Linked DNA regions of Mus musculus: region 1 is linked to region 2. The links are chromatin loops, found by intact Hi-C in ENCODE. Cell type or tissue: left cerebral cortex. All regions are shown on one strand. Links, peaks and the distances in the headings refer to the core of each region. The heading gives the core; the rest is flanking DNA.

Region 1 (8,392 bases), core at 263-8,262, 69 kb after region 2:
TCTCTAATGGTGCCTAAATTCAACCACAAGGGTCTTGAGCCTGGGGTCTGAGCTCTGAATCCAGAGAGACCACATAGGTCTACCCAGCTCTGAAGTGCTCAGGGTGGGCTAGAGAGATGGCTCAGTGTTTAAGAGTACTGACTGCTTTTCCAAAGGTCCTGAGTTCAAATCCCAGCAACCACATGGTGGCTCACAACCATCCATAATGGTGGCCCTCTTCTAATATATCTGAAGACAGCTACAGTATACTTACATATAATAATAAATAAATCTTTAGCCGGGCGGTGGTGGCACATGCCTTTAATCCTAGCACTTGGGAGGCAGAGGCAGGCAGATTTCTGAGTTCAAGGCTAGCCTGGTCTACAGAGTGAGTTTCAGGACAGCCAGGGCTACACAGAGAAACCCTGTCTCGAAAAAATAAAAACAAAAACAAAACAAAAACAAGTCTTTAAAAAAAAAAAAAAAAAAGAGCTCAGGGTCAGGTCAGTCTGTGTGACTTGAGCCCACTTGTCCTCTGAAGGTTGGCATTGCAATCTGCAGTAAGACGGAATAGCAGGGCCTCTCATTTAGTCAGCCTTTGGTGGAGCCAGGCAGCCATCTCTCGGGGGACACCCCTCCGCAGTATTAGTTAGTCCACATCTATACTGCCTGTGCTGACCATTCTCTGCTTTCTCCTCCTCCCTGCCTTCTATTTTGCCCTCCGCCCAGCAGGCCTCCTATGCTGCTTCTTCCTTCTCTGTCTCCTACTGTGTCCAGCAAACTAAAGTGGCCTTCACCCCCGAGGACGGCAGTGCCGCTCAGGGCCTCAGTGTATCCGTGTCTAACTCCTTTCTCAACCGGCACGGCAGCTTGCCTGTGCCCTCGGTGAGTCTCCCCTGCTCTTCCTCACTTGGAAACTCGTGAAGTTAGTGCTTGAAGCCTGTGTTCCTGGATGCTGCTGCTGCTGCCTGTCACCAGTGCTGTCCTTCCACAGACCCTGTGTGCCTGCTGCGGAAGGGATCAGAGTACTTGCTTCCCTGGGCCTTGGGGGCTGTGGTTAGGGGTCCGGGAGTGAGGTGTGGGCTGCTCTGTCTGGAGCATGACACTGGCACGGAGCACAGCCACTTCTGCTGTTGTGTTCTGCTCTCCCAGGGGCCTGTGTCTGCACTTAAAAGGGGACAACCCTTTCAGCAAAATCTTGCTAGTATATGCAATGGTGTCAGCGTTTGGAAGCTGATCATGGGATGGATCTCTGGATATGGCAATCACTAGATGGTCCATCCTTTCGTCACACTTCCAAATTTTGTCACTGTAACTCCTTCCATGGGTGTTTTGTTTCCTATTCTAAGAAGGAGCAAAGTGTCCACACTGTGGTCTTCGTTCTCTTGAGTTTAATGTGTTTAGCAAATTGTATCTTATATCTTGGGTATCCTAAGTTTCTGGGCTAATATCCACCCATTATGGGTGGGTGGGTATGGGGGACTTTTGCTATAGCATTGGAAATGTAAATGAGCTAAATACCTAATAAAAAATGGAAAAAAAAAGGGGGGGGGGACAACCCTTATCTAGGAAGCAGGACAGAGAGGAGCAGGTAACCCGATGGGGCTGGGTGGTGGTTGGGTGCTTTTGCTTACCCCACAGCCCCGAGGCCCTGTGGCTTAAAGCAGTAGCCCTTTGTTTGTGCTCGGGACTCAAGTTAGGAGGATGGTATATGAATCTGCCCAGGCAAGCATCTTTGGGAGCTAGGACAGTTGGGCTATTTTGTCACCAGTGTCAGGCTGGTCTAGGTTTGTTGTTGTAGCAGCTGGCAGGCAACAAATGGAAAAGTGTCAGGTGTCCTGACTCAGGGTCAACGTGACAGCCACTCAGTGGGACCACAAGGATCACTGTTTGGGGGGGGGGGGAACCCTGCTCCTGAGGGGAGGACTGCCTGCCACTGACACAGGACAATGGAGAGGGCTACATCAGTCTGTAGACAGCTCAGTAGTGACACAAAAGGAGGCCTGGCTTTCTGGACTCTGCATTTGCCCCAGAGCCAAAGCAGCCACCTTTATTCCTGTGATCCCAACTGAGGCCCAGAGGGAAAAGAATGGAGCCAAGTTCACTCCCTGGAAGCAGCTCGGGCTCAGGTACTGACTTCTCCCTGGGCCTCGGAGTCTTCTTGAGGTCACAGTGTGATTGAGGGAATTGAATCAAGCCATGGGAAGGAAGCACCATATGCGTGGGAAGCAGAGAAGCTGGCACTGCACTGCTGCTTCTCCTGTGCTCGGGAGCGTGGCACTGACTTCAGCCACCCGGGAAAGGCTTGGGTAGGGGACCAGCTTGGCACTTGTCTGATGTCCACCTTTGTCTAGGGTTTGCAGTTCAGTGCCCAGGACCTTCAGGAGAACCTTGTAAGGGTGGAGCCTCCCTTCTCGTGGCTCTCCGCAGTGCTGGGTATATGGGACAGTCTGAGTCACCTCTGCCCTACCACACAGATCACCTCTTCCCCAGAAGGCACCTCTAGCAAGCTCCCTCCACGGACCTTGCAAAGCTTGGTTTCAGGCAGTCCTGGTCCTTGACTGTTAATACACACAAACACACACACCCCTAGGAATTTCTCCTCATTCCTTCTGAGCTGTTAGCAGAGGACTGTGGATGAACTGGGCTGTATGCTATAGAATTGCAGACAAGGGCGTTTCCTTAGGTTTGGGTCTGAGTGTGTCACTTCTGTGGAATGTTGAGGCATCTTACGTTTGTGACTCTGTATTCTTAGCTCCAGCTCCAGGAAAGAATCCCTGCTAAAAGGATAGGATATTTCAGTGAAAGGAAAGAGTCTCCGGAACCGTGCTTGCAGTGTGTGTCAGCTGATAGGTCGAACCCCATGCCGTGATTTAGTGTCTTGCCAGCTCTACACAGTCTCTGGGTAATTCTAAGAGGAGCTTAGACATGGGATTCCACAGTGCGATCAGAATAGGAGTGGGTTAGCTGTAAGGATGAAAAGGGAGGATCACATACAATCAGTAGGGACAGTCAGATAAGCTGAGGGACTGGCTAAAGCAAGGTGTGAGTGACACCCCGAGCTACTCGAGCCTTCGGATGCTGTACCAGGCACTTCTTCCTGTTCTTTCCAGGTTCTGCCGCCCTGTGGGCTGCTTGGGGTGTCTTCATTATCGCCCAGTTCTGGAACTGCACCTCTTTCCTCCCAGCTCCCCACACCTGTGTCCCAGCTGTCCTGAACAATATGAGTTGGGTCGATATGTACACTGCCCTTGAGCAGTAGTGACAGCATCCAGACTCTTGATGGTCACAAGGGTGGTCACTCCCTGTGTATACTGTGGAGTGGGCGGTAGAGAACCGCCTCTCCCATCCCCTAGAGTGTCCTGGGCAGCCTTTCTTTACTAGCACCCATTCCACCCATTCCAAATGCTGCCACCAAGAGACCTGTTGGGATGCTGGATAAGCAAAATAGCTAGCTGATTCCACTTTTAGAGGGTATGTTTAAGTGCCTGTAACGATGCTTATGACTTAAAACAAAAATCTTTGAAATATGAAAGCTAAATGTAGCCTGGTTGTGGTAATGTTCGCCTTTAATCCTAGTATTCCAGAGGAAAAGGCAGGTAGCTCTCTATGAGCTCAAGCCAGCATGGTCTGCAGAGCAAGTTCTAGGACACCCGGGGCTGGCTACACAGAGAAACCCTGTCTTGAATCCCTCACCCACCCACCCCTACCAAAAAAAGAAAGCTAAGTGTCCATCGCCATGGACCCCAGTGTTTGAAAAGGGCTGTACAGCAGCTGCTATCTCGTTCTGGGCCCAGACAATCCTTTCTTTCTCTGAGCTGCTAGATCCAGGCTTTGAGGCATCACACATGTGCCCTTCAGAAGACCTAGGTCTCATATAAACATTTGGCTTCTGTGCTGTGGCCAGAAATGCAGCCGGAGCCTCCTCCTGAGATTTAGGACTGGCCCTTAATTCCACCAGTGTGCCCATGTCTCTCCTGGCCATGAGCTATCTCTGAAAATTCACTCAAAAGCTACCACAGATACCATGGGCATACCACCTCTAAAAACCAAGCCTGAACCAAAGGCGAGAGAGAGTAGGGTAGTAGGGTGGGCAGGAGGATGAAGACAGGCTCAGGCAGCTTGGCTTTGCTCCAGTCACCTTCACTCAGTCCATGCCATCTTGGCCTAAGCAAAGCCAGATCACACACAGGAGAGGAAGGGATGTGGGGTGTGGTGGGGGGGTAAAGCCCTGTAGGCCAGGGCCAGAGAGGTGTTGCTCAGGGCCACTTCCTTGTTTCCTGGGCTTGCCTGAATTCCTGGGTTTCCATGAAAGATTCCCTGCATTGTTAGCATCAGGAGGGTTTCCCTTATGGGGGAGGAAGTACCTGTTCTGTGAAAAGCCACTTTATAGACCGCTGTCTCCTGCCTGGACTTTGCCAGCACATGTCCCAGGTCCCTAGCTACTTTTTTTTTTTTTTTTTTTTTGGTTTTTCGAGACAGGGTTTCTCTGTGTAGCCCTGACTGTCCTGGAACTCACTTTGTAGACCAGGCTGGCCTCGAACTCAGAAATCCACCTGCCTCTGCCTCCTGAGTGCTGGGATTAAAGTCGTGCACCACCAGCGCCTGGCTTCCTAGCTACTTTTATGCAGACCCTGAGTTCTAAGCCAGTGTGTAGCAGGTGGTGAGTGAATGTCCTCTCCTGACTGGCCTTACTGTTTGTTCTCTTCTGGTCTGTGTGTGGCTCCACAAACATCCTGTGTACCCCACGTTCATCATCTACACAGCCCCCGAGTCCTTGCACTGCAGCAAAGTCTTTCACCTGGAGCTGGGACAGTTCTCCCTCTGCTGCCTCTGTCATGCTCTGCTTTGCTCCACCAATGCCCTACTTCTGTGGTGAAATGTTCCATCCCTGCAGCACCAGGACAACACCCACATGGTCTTCTGCCGCTCCAGACAGCCCTTGAAATAAACCATGATAACTCACCGTATGCTTATGGAAAGCCCAGGCTGCTGCAGGCCTGCTCAGCTTGAGCGCACAGACAGACTGGACCCTGTACAGCAGCACCTCCCATGCTTCTCCCCCTGCAGAGAGCCCCAGTATATACATTTCCAGCTGAGGGAAGGCAGGGGCAGGACAAGGCTGCTTCACCATGCTGGAGACGACAAGGGGCCAGAAGTCAGTGTTCCTTGCCTTTGGGCCTTCACAAACTCTGCTTCAGAAATAGCCACACACACAGCCCACTAGAATTCTAGGCTTGCTGTTGTCCTCTGCCCATCAGGGCTCTGGGACCAGCCCAAGACACAAGAATATTGCTCTAGCACCCTGCTCCATCTGACACCAGAGTCCAGCTTCCAGGAAGGCCATGTGGTGACATAACCCCCAAGGGCACTGCTCCACAGGTGGCTCTTGCCTTTCTGCCCTTGTCATAGTGCCTGACACTTGTCCAGGACCTTTCTTACAAGTCTGTGATTGAGTATTTTTCCCACCCAGGATATGGAGACACCAAGGCAAAAAAGCGAAGTCATCTGCTCCTAGTGTCAAGCTTGAGCCGGGGATAGGCCCAGATCCATCATGAAGAGTACGTTAGGCTTATGAGCTATTATGTGGCCAGACAAATACTGAGATGCAGTGTAGCTGATCAGAACTGCCTCTAGGCTGGCCTTGCAGAAGTGACTCTCCAACAGGAACAAAGGCCTGTGACACAGGCATCTGCCTCTGAGTCTACCACTTGGCTTTGAAACCCTGCATTTGTCATTTGCAAAATGTAGTTCTTGTGATTAGCAGAAGAGCCTCAAGCAAGAGAGCTGCCCCTAGATAAGACAGCCCAAAAGTAGGCATTGGCAAATGGGATGAGGGGAGCAGGGGAAAGACAAGAGACAAAGGGGGAGTGAGAGCAGTGTTACCCAGGACCCTCCCTGCCCTACCCCCTGGGCATGGTCACATCCCACCCCAAAGGACCATAGCTGTCTCCCCAGGCAACCATTGGGAGCTTTAAAGCTTGACTACATACCTAGCCTGCTGCTGCCAGCCACCATGATAAAGGCTGGTACTCTGGTGCCAGGGCCAGTACTGAGCACAGCACCTAGGGAGAGTCCAAGTCATGAAAGTAACTTCCTGTGACTGTGTTTAGTGGCCTTTTGAAAAAGCAATGTGGTGGCTTATCCATATTTCCTTTTTTGTTTTGTTTTGTTTTGTTTGAGACAGGGTTTCTCTGTGTAGCCCTGGCTGCCAAGCAACTCATTCTGTAGACCAGACTGGCCTCAAACTCAAAAGATCCGCTTGTCTCTGCCTCTCAAGTGCTGGGAATAAAGGTGTGTGCCACCACCATCACCACTACCCAGCTCATATCCATATTCCTAAGAATATCCAAAACTTAGCCATCCTGAGGCTGTTCCATGCAGGGATGGCCTGTCTCTAGAGGCTTCCCTCACAGTCAACACACACCGTCCTCTTGCTGTCATCCACCTGGGAGCTGCAGGCTGGGTCAGATTCTCAGTACTGATGTGCAGGCCACCCCTCCCACCCTAGCAGCCTGGCCACCAGAGGAATGAAACAGAGTAGCTGAGAAATAAGCTGCCAAGACAGCACAGGCCCCATCCCCTGGCAACTCTATGCCAGCGTTAACAGAGAAAGTCAGTCTCACTGAAGCTTGGCCAACATCAGGCGGCTCTGCCTTTAATGAATTAGCTTCAAGCAAACAGAGGTTGCCTGTCAGTCTTCACTATCTTTTTTACTCCAAAAATGGGTTGTTCGTCCAGGCATATCTTTTCAGAAGAGCCAACTCTGTTTCCATCTTTCCTGCCTAACAGTTAGGGCTCTGCTCTCTGTATCCATCCCTCGCTTGCTCGACCAGCATCAGAATAGTGCTCTGCTGAGGACACCCCTCCCCCGAGTCAGATCAGGACAGACAGGGGAGGGCGTTTCTCAGATCCAAGTGTGATACAGGCCACCCCATCACAGGGTGTTAAGGAGGTGGGCCTCTGTTCCTTCAGTCAGAAAGATTGCAGCAGCACTTCCTGTCCGTGTAATGAGATGACCCACCACAGCACTCTGAGCATCACTGCCCCGGCCAGCCTCAGTGTCCCTGGCAGATCCCCTGCCTGACACTGGAACCAGTGCCTCTCTCCTGGTACTTACTCTGCCACCACTACCATCTTTCCCCAGAGTCCCCAACCCAAACAGCATCTCTCAGGCTATAAATACAAATTTTTGCTGCACAGGGATCTCAAAACCAAACCAAACACTCCCCAGATCCAAAAATAGACTGGAGGCTGCTTTGGGGCTGTGAGGTGACCATCTGTGCCCTTCTCCCAACCCCGGGGATGAGCGTGACCCTGGAGGGTCTGACAGCCAGGGCCTGTGGAAACAGCCACCCAGAGCAGCCCAGAGCAGCGGTGCTTTATGGTGATTGGAGAACCTTCCCCGGCTCCTCCCACCCTTGCAAAGGTACTTTTCAAGTTTGGCTCTTGTCCCAGCACGACTGCATAGCTGGAATGCCTGAGGAATCTAGGAGCAGGGGCTGGAAGGGAGGGGAACCCAGGCCCCTGTCCCAGACACACTGCTCCAGCCTCTTCCTGTCCATTGAGTCATCCCACTCACAGCTGAGCTGCTGTGGTACAGGCCTGGCAGTGGTCTGCACACCTTAATTAATAATAACATCAGACAATGTGTGACACCCGTCAGCCCAGCCTGAGCAACTTATCATCAAAGGATCCTCTCAAGAAATAAAACAGCAGCTGGAGAGGTGGCTCAGCAGTTAGAATACTTGTTGCTTTTGCAAAATACCTGGGTTGGAATCCCAATATCCACATGGTGGCTCACCACTGTCCATAGCTCCAGGGAATCCAACGCCCTCTCCTGGCCCTGCAGGCAAACACTCATACATATAAAATAAATCAAAAATAAACCAAAAAAAAAAAAGAAACTGTTTAAGATAAATATTTAAGTGAGTACATAAAACCAATATCCAGGTGTAGTGGTACACAGCTGCACTCATGAGACTGAGACAAGATTACAGGTTTGAGGCCAGACTGGCCTACATAGCCAGACCCTGTTTCAAAAGGAAAATTACACCACTGGTGGCTGACAAGATAGCTCAGTAGTAGCCAGGCATGGTGGCTCACACCTTTATTCTAGCACTTGGGAGGCAGAGGCAGGCAGATCTCTGTGAGTTCCAGACAGGCCTAGTGTGCATAGTGAGTTCCAGGCCATTGAAGACTGTATAGTGAGCTCCCCATCCCTCCACCTCAGAAAACAAGATGGCTCAGCAGATAAAGGTGCAAGGCTGACAACCTGATTTGCATCCCCAGGGCCCATGTGAGAAGGAGAAACCAGTTCCGACCTCCAAACACGCACAGTGGCAGCACACTCATACACACAGAGAAGTAAATGCATGCAGTTTTAAGTTCTTTTTTAAATTATGGTAAATTA
Region 2 (8,392 bases), core at 251-8,250:
AGTTTGCTTTGGTATTCGAGACAGGGTTTCTCTTGTTCCAGCCATAGCTGGCCTGGGACTTACGGGATCACCCTCCTTTAGTCTGTCAAGTGCTGAAATCATAGGCTGGCGCCATCATGTCCAGGTGTCATTTGGATTTTGATTCGTCCTGTGAGCATCTCCTGTGAGCTTCCTGCATGGGAAGTGGCAGCCAGTCTTGACTGACAAGCATATTTACCTTTTGTGATGTTCCTGGGTACACTCTCTCAGACTCAGCAATTCAGGAGGGACCCTTAAACACAGACTCTTCAGCTTGTCTCCCTGCCCCACTGGAGAGAGAGCACAGGCTTGAGTCACTTGAAACCAGGGCTTGAAGAAGCCACCAAGTCCTCAAATAACATGCTCTCGAGAAAGTCTGTTTGCTGTGCCATCAGTGGGTGTGTTATTTGGAACTTGGGTTCATTTGCTCATGAAAATTCTGCCACCAAAGTGACAGCTCAGAAACAGCAAGTCAGAACCTAAGGCCAGCTCTGTATACATTTTGCTGTTGTTGCAGTTGTCATCGTCGTTGTCATTGAGTATCTGTGTGGGATCATGGGCCTGCATATGCTGTGACGGAAGAGAGCACACCATGGGGCATGTGTGGCAACCAGAGGGCAACTTTGAGGAGTTCTCTCCTTCCACCATGGGTTTCTGGGGTCAGACGCAGGTGGTCAGGCTTTGTGTCAAGCACCTCACCAGATCTTGAGCCCAGTACTATAACTGACATGTTCTGTGGGTCCAGGTATCCTGTGGACCTTTCACATCAGGTGTCTGCATCAGTGACTTTCTAGACCAGGAGGAGCAGTAGTGATGCGTTACTACCAGGACAGAGGAGGGCTCAGGGTAGCTTCTGTGTGGCTAACTGTTCTAATGTGGGAGCAGGCAGGACTCCTCACTGGCTTATTCCTCCACCGATTTGTCTGCATCTGTGCATCAGGGTTGCCAAGCCCACTTTATTGACAGATCCTTCTTGCTGGGCAGCTGCATAAGCTACTTGCCAAATGGTAATAAAAAAGACTTTCTCTAAGTAAAAGATGTTAAAGTGTAGGTGTTAAACCAGAGCCTCTTAGATGGGAGAGTTTTGAACATACACTATTAAACTTCACATAGCCTGGAAGAAGCGAGGTCAAGTAGTGTATTTGTAGCTGAAATTCCTTGAGAAAAGGTGTTCAGGTGTTTAATGAGAAAGAGACGGATGAAGTTACTCCGGCTCATTGAAAGGTCAGATGGGTTAGCAGGTAACCACCACTTGCTGAGCTGCACACTGTGTGCTTCTACCCTTGGCCTGTCCATTGTGTGGGTGCACTGTGACTTAGGTGGGGGCTCTGTACATGAGGGAAACAGGATCCTCTTGTTTCTTCTCATTCCTACAGCAACCTGGGAAAGATGAACTGGATATAGTTAGTTTTGCCAGACTGATTTTTCTGAAATGCTTTCTATATTGATGGAGGAAAACCCAACAACCGAAGATCTCAGAGCGATTCAATGAGGCCCTTCCCCATCCTGCTTCATTTAGCCAGGCCATTCTCCCAGGCTAGCTGGAGCAGCTCCGGAGTTGTAAAGAACTCTAAGCCTTTCTGTGGTTATAAGGGCCTGCTTTTGCAGTGTTGTCTTAAGGCTTCTTCAGTTTGCTTCCATGCCATGTCACCCAGCTTCTCAGACTATGTCTGCTGTGTACCGTTGGCTAACCTGGAGCTGGGGCTTTTCCATCTGACCTGCTATAGCTTTAGAGTCTGAGGCTAGGAGACAGTCATGAAGAACATGTACTAAGCCTTCTTCCTAAGTGGGTCTGGTCCAGATAGAGAGCAGGGGAGGTGGAGTAGTGGTGTGTCCACTTAGCAGACAGGGAAATGAAGGCTGCTGAGTTGGGCAACAGCAATGGCAGAGCTGGTGTTGATGCTCTGGCTGGGCCTAGGTCTGGCAGTTTTTCCCTGTGCCTCTTAGCAGCATTTCTAACTCCTGCTGCGGGGGTTGGAATAAATTAGACCTAATACCCGCCTTGGTTTTTCCTTCTTTTTTCCCCCCAGGCTTTATGCCCTTGTTTTCTAGCAAACCAGGTACCACCTTCTCCAGCAGAATTGTTATCCAAACGGAGTGGATAACCTTCCAGGCTGAATTGGCATTTTGTCTCCTATCACTTGCCTCTGAGTGGTTTTCCCCACTTGGAGCCACGGTATTAATGAGACTAAGTCTGTTTCCTCTGGCCATGTTATGAGGCTGAAAATGAGACTTTAAATAGAAGATGTGACATATGGGACTATTCAGGTTTCCTTACTGCACACCGCAACCATCTTGACTTTTTTTTTTTTCTTTTTTTTTGAGACAGGGTTTCTCTGTGTAGCCCTGGCTGTCCTAGAACTCACTTTGTAGACCAGGCTGGCCTTGAATTCAGAAATCCGCCTGCCTCTACCTCCCGAGTGCTGGGATAAAAGTGTGTGCCACCACGCCCGGCACCCATCTTGACTTTCAGCTCCTGGATCGCCCGCTGCCTGCTTCTTCCCTCAGGAAAGCAGCAGGACAGGAGCACAGCCCATTCTCCAGTCCTTGCTGACCTAGTGAATAGTGATGTCAGAGGAGGCTGAGCCAAGGGCTGCTTAATAGGGTGGATTACAGCAACCCACCAGAAAGGGCGGTGGGGCTGGACCGGAACAGCCCTTTCTTCTAGTTTCCTCCCAGTACCTCCAAGGAATTTGAAAGGCAGGAGGCTGAGAAGTTTTAGAGTGACTGAGTTCCTGCTTTCCTGAGGGTGTGTCAGCCCTCCTGGAGCTCTGCCTGAGGCTGCTGGGTCATTGGGTTGTCCTGGAGATGAATCCCCTTTCAGCCAGAGTCTTGGTTCTTAGTGTCATTTAGTGAAGATGCCTGGGCCGGGAAAGGGGCTGTGATCTGCTGGCCTTAGGATGGGCAATGCCGTTGAGAAACAGAAGCCCCTGAGACAAAGCCATCTGTGCCCCTGGAAACAAGGTAAGAAAGCTCTGCTCCCATTATATAAGCAGCTAGAGCTGGCCTTGTCTGGGGGGACCCTGGCCCAGCCAAGTCAGCTGAGCTGCTACCTTCCAGATAAGAGCTCAGTACTCCACCTTTCTAAAGACTGAAGCATACATTACCTCATTGTGATACCTGTTTGGCTCTCAGGAGCTTCTGCTTCTATGTTGACACCATTCTTTTGTTTGTTTGTTTTTATTTGGTTGTGGTGGGAGGGTTTGAGACAGGGTTTCTTTGTGTAGCCCTGATTGTCCTGGAATTTGAATTCATGGAGATCCACCTGCCTCTGCCTTTTAGGAGCCACCTGGCAACATTGTTCAATTCTTAAAACCTAATCCAAGTCAGAGTTTAGATATAAAGGAATTGGAGTATTTTGTTATATTTTTGGTGTAAAGAGTGTTATTAAAAGCTTTTTAAACATGTATCATCTCCCAAAGGGGTGTGTGTATATCCCGATTACCTACTTTCTTTCTTTCTTTTTTGTTTTTTTTTTTTGTTTTTGTTTTTGTTTTTTTCGAGACAGGGTTTCTCTCTGTAGCCCTGGCTGTCCTAGAACTCACTTTGTAGACCAGGCTGGTCTCGAACTCAGAAATCCGCCTGCCTCTGCCTCCCGAGTGCTGGGATCAAAGGCGTGCGCCACCACGCCCGACTGAATACCTACTTTCAACACCATGATGGGGGCAGAAACCTCTCTCAACACCTACCCTAACTCTCAGCTCAGAGGGGAGGAGTCTGGGGTCCCTTACCCTGCCTTAGCGACACAGGACAGCTCTGTCTCAGACACCTGTGTTAGTATTGCTGACCCATTAGCCTGAAAGCTGGCAGGTGTGCCAGACGTGGCACCTGCAGGACTTGGGGACAGGATCTCACTGTTCAACCTGTCTGTATTGGTCCTGAGTTTTCTGTCTCATCAGGTTTTCGGCCTCCCCAGTGCTGGGATTGCAGATGTGCATCACACCCATCCATCTGTCCAGGTCTTGTCTAACCCTGCAGTCGGACTTGAAGTGTGGTTGGCAATCCACTGTAACGTATGTCTAAGTGTGTGCTTGTGAATGGAGAAGCAACGGGAAAGAAATGGCTGGGATCTTAACAGCAACTGTTGGAGCTAGAGCATAGAAAGTTTTTCAGCTTAAAAGGGAAACCAGGTAGGATGTTAGTGTGTTAGTTAGTTCAGCCTTTCGGAATCTCCCTTATCTGTCTAGCATCTGCTGCTTCTGTGAAGAACTGCTCCTGAGTGCTGCTCCAGTGGACTCCAGCTTAACAAAATGGAATAGGAAATGGGGAGGGGCTCGTTCTGGAACTCATCTTTCTTTGGTGCTGGATATTGAATCCAGCTCTTGGGTCAAGCTAATCAACTCCCTGCTTCTGAGCTGCACCCTCAGTCCTTGTCCCTACTTCTCTTGGCACTGGGCAATGTGGGAAAACAGTCTTGGTTTTGCATAGTCAAACTGGAGTGTTTGAAGAGCTGTGCTGACTATAATTACCCTGACACGTTTCAGCAGAATGATGCAATTGAAAGTGAGGTGGTGGGGGGGGGGGGGATGGCTCAGTGGTTAAGAGCACTGACTGCTCTTCCAGAGGTCCTGAGTTCAATTCCTAGCAACCACATGGTGGCTTACAACCATCTTAATGAAATCCGATGCCCTCTTCTGGTATGAAGACAGTGTACTCACATGCATAAAGTAAATAAGTCTTAAAAAAGAAAAAATAGGGGAAATCTCAACACAGCAGGGTCAGGTGTTGGATCCGAGGTACACTTGTTATGCTTAACAGTGCTGACAACACATGGCCCATACTAGGCAAGCGCTTTACCACTGAGCTGCACCTCAGCCCTCCTCAGTGTGTTTTTGCATGTTTAAAATAAAAGCAAGCAACAGCTAGGTTTGCATAACTAGTTAAGTTTTCGTTGGAAATAATTACAGAAAGTTTTGAGAGTTGGTTGGTTGTGCTTATTCACTGAAATGGAAGCAGCTGTAGGGCCATAGCTGACAGAATGTTCAAGTGGGTGGGGATATAAGCAGAGCCACTGTGACCTGTGCTTTCCAACTCTTCTTTCCCCAGAGGCAGGGTTGGTTTATCAGGGTACACCTGGAACCAAGTTTGTCCTCTCAGTCTAAAGCCTTTCTGGACCTGACCTCAGGGCCATTTCCAGTCCCCTTTCAGTGAGGTGATGACATCCTTCCTGGTGAATGCATGGTGGCTTCAGGCCAGCCACACGATTGGGGTCTCTCTGACACACTAGGGAATGGGTGAATGGATGGAAATCCAGTGTCCACATTGGCTGCAGTTGGGATAGCCCAAGGAGTTTCTGACACTTAGTATCCTGTGATGGCTGATACTCTGAGCAGACCCTTTGCCTAGAGCCAAGGATGATGTCTGAGGGTCAAGCCTTGCTGCATTCTGAAGTCTGAAAAGAAATCCTATCTGCCCTTCTGATCAGTTTGTGGGCTGGGAAGTTGGAAAACTGAAGTGGTGTAATGGTATTTGAGTGCCCTGACTCTCTGCTGCCCTTCAGACTCTTCCTGTCTCATATTGGCTCTGGGAATTGTCATGTGGACAGATACAGCAGCAATTGCAAGTTGAGTTGTTATTGCAAGTCACCATGTGGGTGCTGGGAATTAAACCAGGTCCTCTGGAAAAACAGCCAGTACTCTTAACTACTGAATGATCTCTCCACCCCACCTTCTTCCTAAAATCCCAGCAGCCAGTGCCACCAGCCTGATGAATGGAGATGCTAGTGATGTACATGTTTGCACACAGTGTGGGTGGCAGCCTCTGAGGAAGGGCTGGCTGTGAAAAGCTTCAGCTCATAGGTTAGTTACGTGGGGCTGCTGTGCTGGGAAAGAACTGGGCAGCCAGAAGGTAGACTCTGGTGATTGGCTAGTGGGGAGACTGACTGTCATCACAGCAGGGCTGGACTGAGAGGTTTGGATTGCAGCCAGCAGAGGTGTTAGACCTGCACACACAGTGGAGAGGCAGCTGGTGAAGCTGGATATCCATGCCCCAAGTCATAAATGTCCATCCAGAACATAGCAAGGCTCAGAGCCTTACTCTGACCACTGATCGAGCTTTACGTTCGCAGGCCTGCTTCCTGGTCTAAGGGAAATGAGCAATGAGGGAGGCCCTTATAGTGTGCAATAGCTTTAATAAATGCATACTGCTTGTCAGAAATGCTTGTAATTATTGCTCACTGGAAAGAGCCCTGCGTTTACTGGGTCCATGGGCATAGAACTTAGGTTGACTCTCTTGCAGAGCCATCGTCTCACAGAGCTATGTGAATTTGAATAATTCTCTACCAGTGTCCTCTCAAAGGGAAGATATGATGACATTCTTAAAGGACCCTTTGGGTTAGTCCTATTGTCCCTGTGCCCTTCTCATCATTGTTTATGGTGCAGTCTCACAGTATGCTGTCATACTACCCAAGAGACTCAATTTTCCCTTAGCAGCTACTGTTTTCGTTTTTGTTTTTCCAGTTACACAGTGGTTAAGAGCATAACTTTGAACTAGAATGTCAGGGTTGAATTCTCATTGCGGGTCAAATACAGAGAGTGTGCCTTTTACTTTAGATGAAATAATCTTACATTATTTGTTATCCTGCACATCTCCTGGTGCTGGTGGGAACCCCGGACCATCACCCTTGATACTACATTATTAAGGAAAACAGTGGGAACCATGGTAAAATACAGAAAAAACACTACTGAGTTCCTACAGGACCTAAAACCTTATAAGAGGACAGAAGCCTTAGTTGCTGCTGTTGTTTTCCAGAGCCTTGCACATGCACACACCCACGGTTTTCCATAGGCACAAGCATGTGTGTGTAATTTCCCCCTCAGATGTCAGGCTTCTGTGTGACCCCATAGCTATGTAGTGGTGGTGGCATGCTATCATGTTAATGTTGCACACTGTTTTAAATTAGCCATCTGCTGTTGAGTACAGAAGCTGCCGTTTTGGCAGCTGCAGATGGGGCAGCATTGAGGAGCTCCAGGACCAGAGCTGGGTGATGCTGCTGGATGGTTTCCTTAGGATAAGCTCCCACCATCACATTCCCAAGCCAGGAACATAGGAATAGCTTTGAGGATCTCGCCGTGCTGTTTCTCAAAGGAGAGGCATCTGTTCGTGTTCTCCCACGTGAGACATAAATTCCCCAGTTGGTCAGCAGCTCATCAGCACCCATGTCCCATCTGTTTGGAGATTTCTCGAAAATGTCAGCTGTACTTGTAGTGCCACAGTGACGGGTCATCTGAGGAGAGACCATCCAGGGCTGGCAGCAGCAGTGAGATGAAGCTGCGGCTTACAGTGTTCTGCTTTGCTTTGGACTTTTCTTGGTTGCTTTGGTTTGTTTAAGGATGCACATTTATTGCCATTACCTTTTATTTTCTATCTTCCAAAGAGTATTGATGATTAAAATTTTTTCTCCTGTTGAAGATGTAGAATGAGTCAAAGAGTCCCTACATTGTTAATGCTGGGCCAACTGCTGGGTCTGGAGATGTGGAGGGGCAAACAACCCAAATGGTCCTTTTCCTAACTGCTTCTAAGTGATGAGACACCAGCTCTGCACCGCAGATAAACAGAGCAAGGTGTGGTTATATGTATAATAACCATACAGTAATCCATACAGAATGCTGAGGCAGGAGGGTCTTGAGAAGGCCAACCTGGGCAACATAATGAGACCTGGCCTATAAATAAATGCATCATAATAAATGGTCAAGGTGCTCTTAATTAGCCAACTCATGTAGTACCTCAGAATGTGACTAAATGTGATGGATGAGGAAGGGTCAGAGCGAGGGTGAAAGCCATGTGTGGTAATATCACAAGAAGGTTCAGGATGAGAGGAAACCTTTTAAAACAGAAGGTTACATAGGATACTTTAGAAATCACATGCCTTAGACCAGGAGGGTAAAATAATCTAAAATAATTATCTAATTTTAACAATGGAAGAACCAGGTGGGATGTGAAGTCTTATAGCTTGTATCTTTTGTTACTAATGTTATAACAGGGTTGGGACAATGTATGCAGTACTAATAGGAAACAGTACATTGTATATCATATGCTTCATATTTAACATGATATATGTGTAAATGTTCTATAACATATAAAACAGTTTACATGGAGAGTGTGAATGTCTATAAAATACAATGTATAGCATATGTCACATGTACCATATGTAACACAGCACTGTAGCATGTGTAGCAGTGACCAGTAACAGCTGGGATATGGTATTAGGCAATGCCAGTGGCTTCCTGTGTGCCAGGTGTGGTACCAAAGGATTGACATTCGAGATGGGTTCTTTTTGTACACAGTTGGCGTGTAACTCCAGCCTTCTATAAGTTGGATCTTTTATTCAGCAGGGATCAGTTATAGGGGATGGAAACTGTAAGTGTGAAGGGGT

Evidence for each region. Hi-C counts contacts between places; a loop is a spot of excess contacts. Peaks named below come from ENCODE experiments on the same cell type or tissue, not always from the same donor. Only the 100,000 strongest peaks of a DNase experiment are listed, where the experiment ranks them.
Region 1: it touches region 2 in a loop (3-fold over the local background); 2 of 42 quality-filtered maps call a loop at or near these places.

What each region holds. Positions count from the first base shown.
Region 1 is chr2:29,709,445-29,717,836 of GRCm38, forward strand. Rapgef1 (Rap guanine nucleotide exchange factor (GEF) 1) reads left to right here. Exons shown (of 26, transcript NM_001039087.1): 12 at 709-864. Among named protein-coding and RNA genes, the nearest start is that of Gm13420, 38 kb to the right of the region's middle. In left cerebral cortex, for the core only: a CTCF peak has its summit at 7,821 (motif pointing left); DNase peaks (open chromatin) are centred at 2,203, 2,765, 4,907, 6,608 and 2 more places; H3K27ac peaks cover 3,322 bases.
Region 2 is chr2:29,640,933-29,649,324 of GRCm38, forward strand. The region is part of intron 1 of Rapgef1 (Rap guanine nucleotide exchange factor (GEF) 1); the gene reads left to right. Among named protein-coding and RNA genes, the nearest start is that of Rapgef1, 25 kb to the left of the region's middle. In left cerebral cortex, for the core only: a CTCF peak has its summit at 2,661; DNase peaks (open chromatin) are centred at 4,353, 4,992, 5,833 and 7,106; H3K27ac peaks cover 3,135 bases.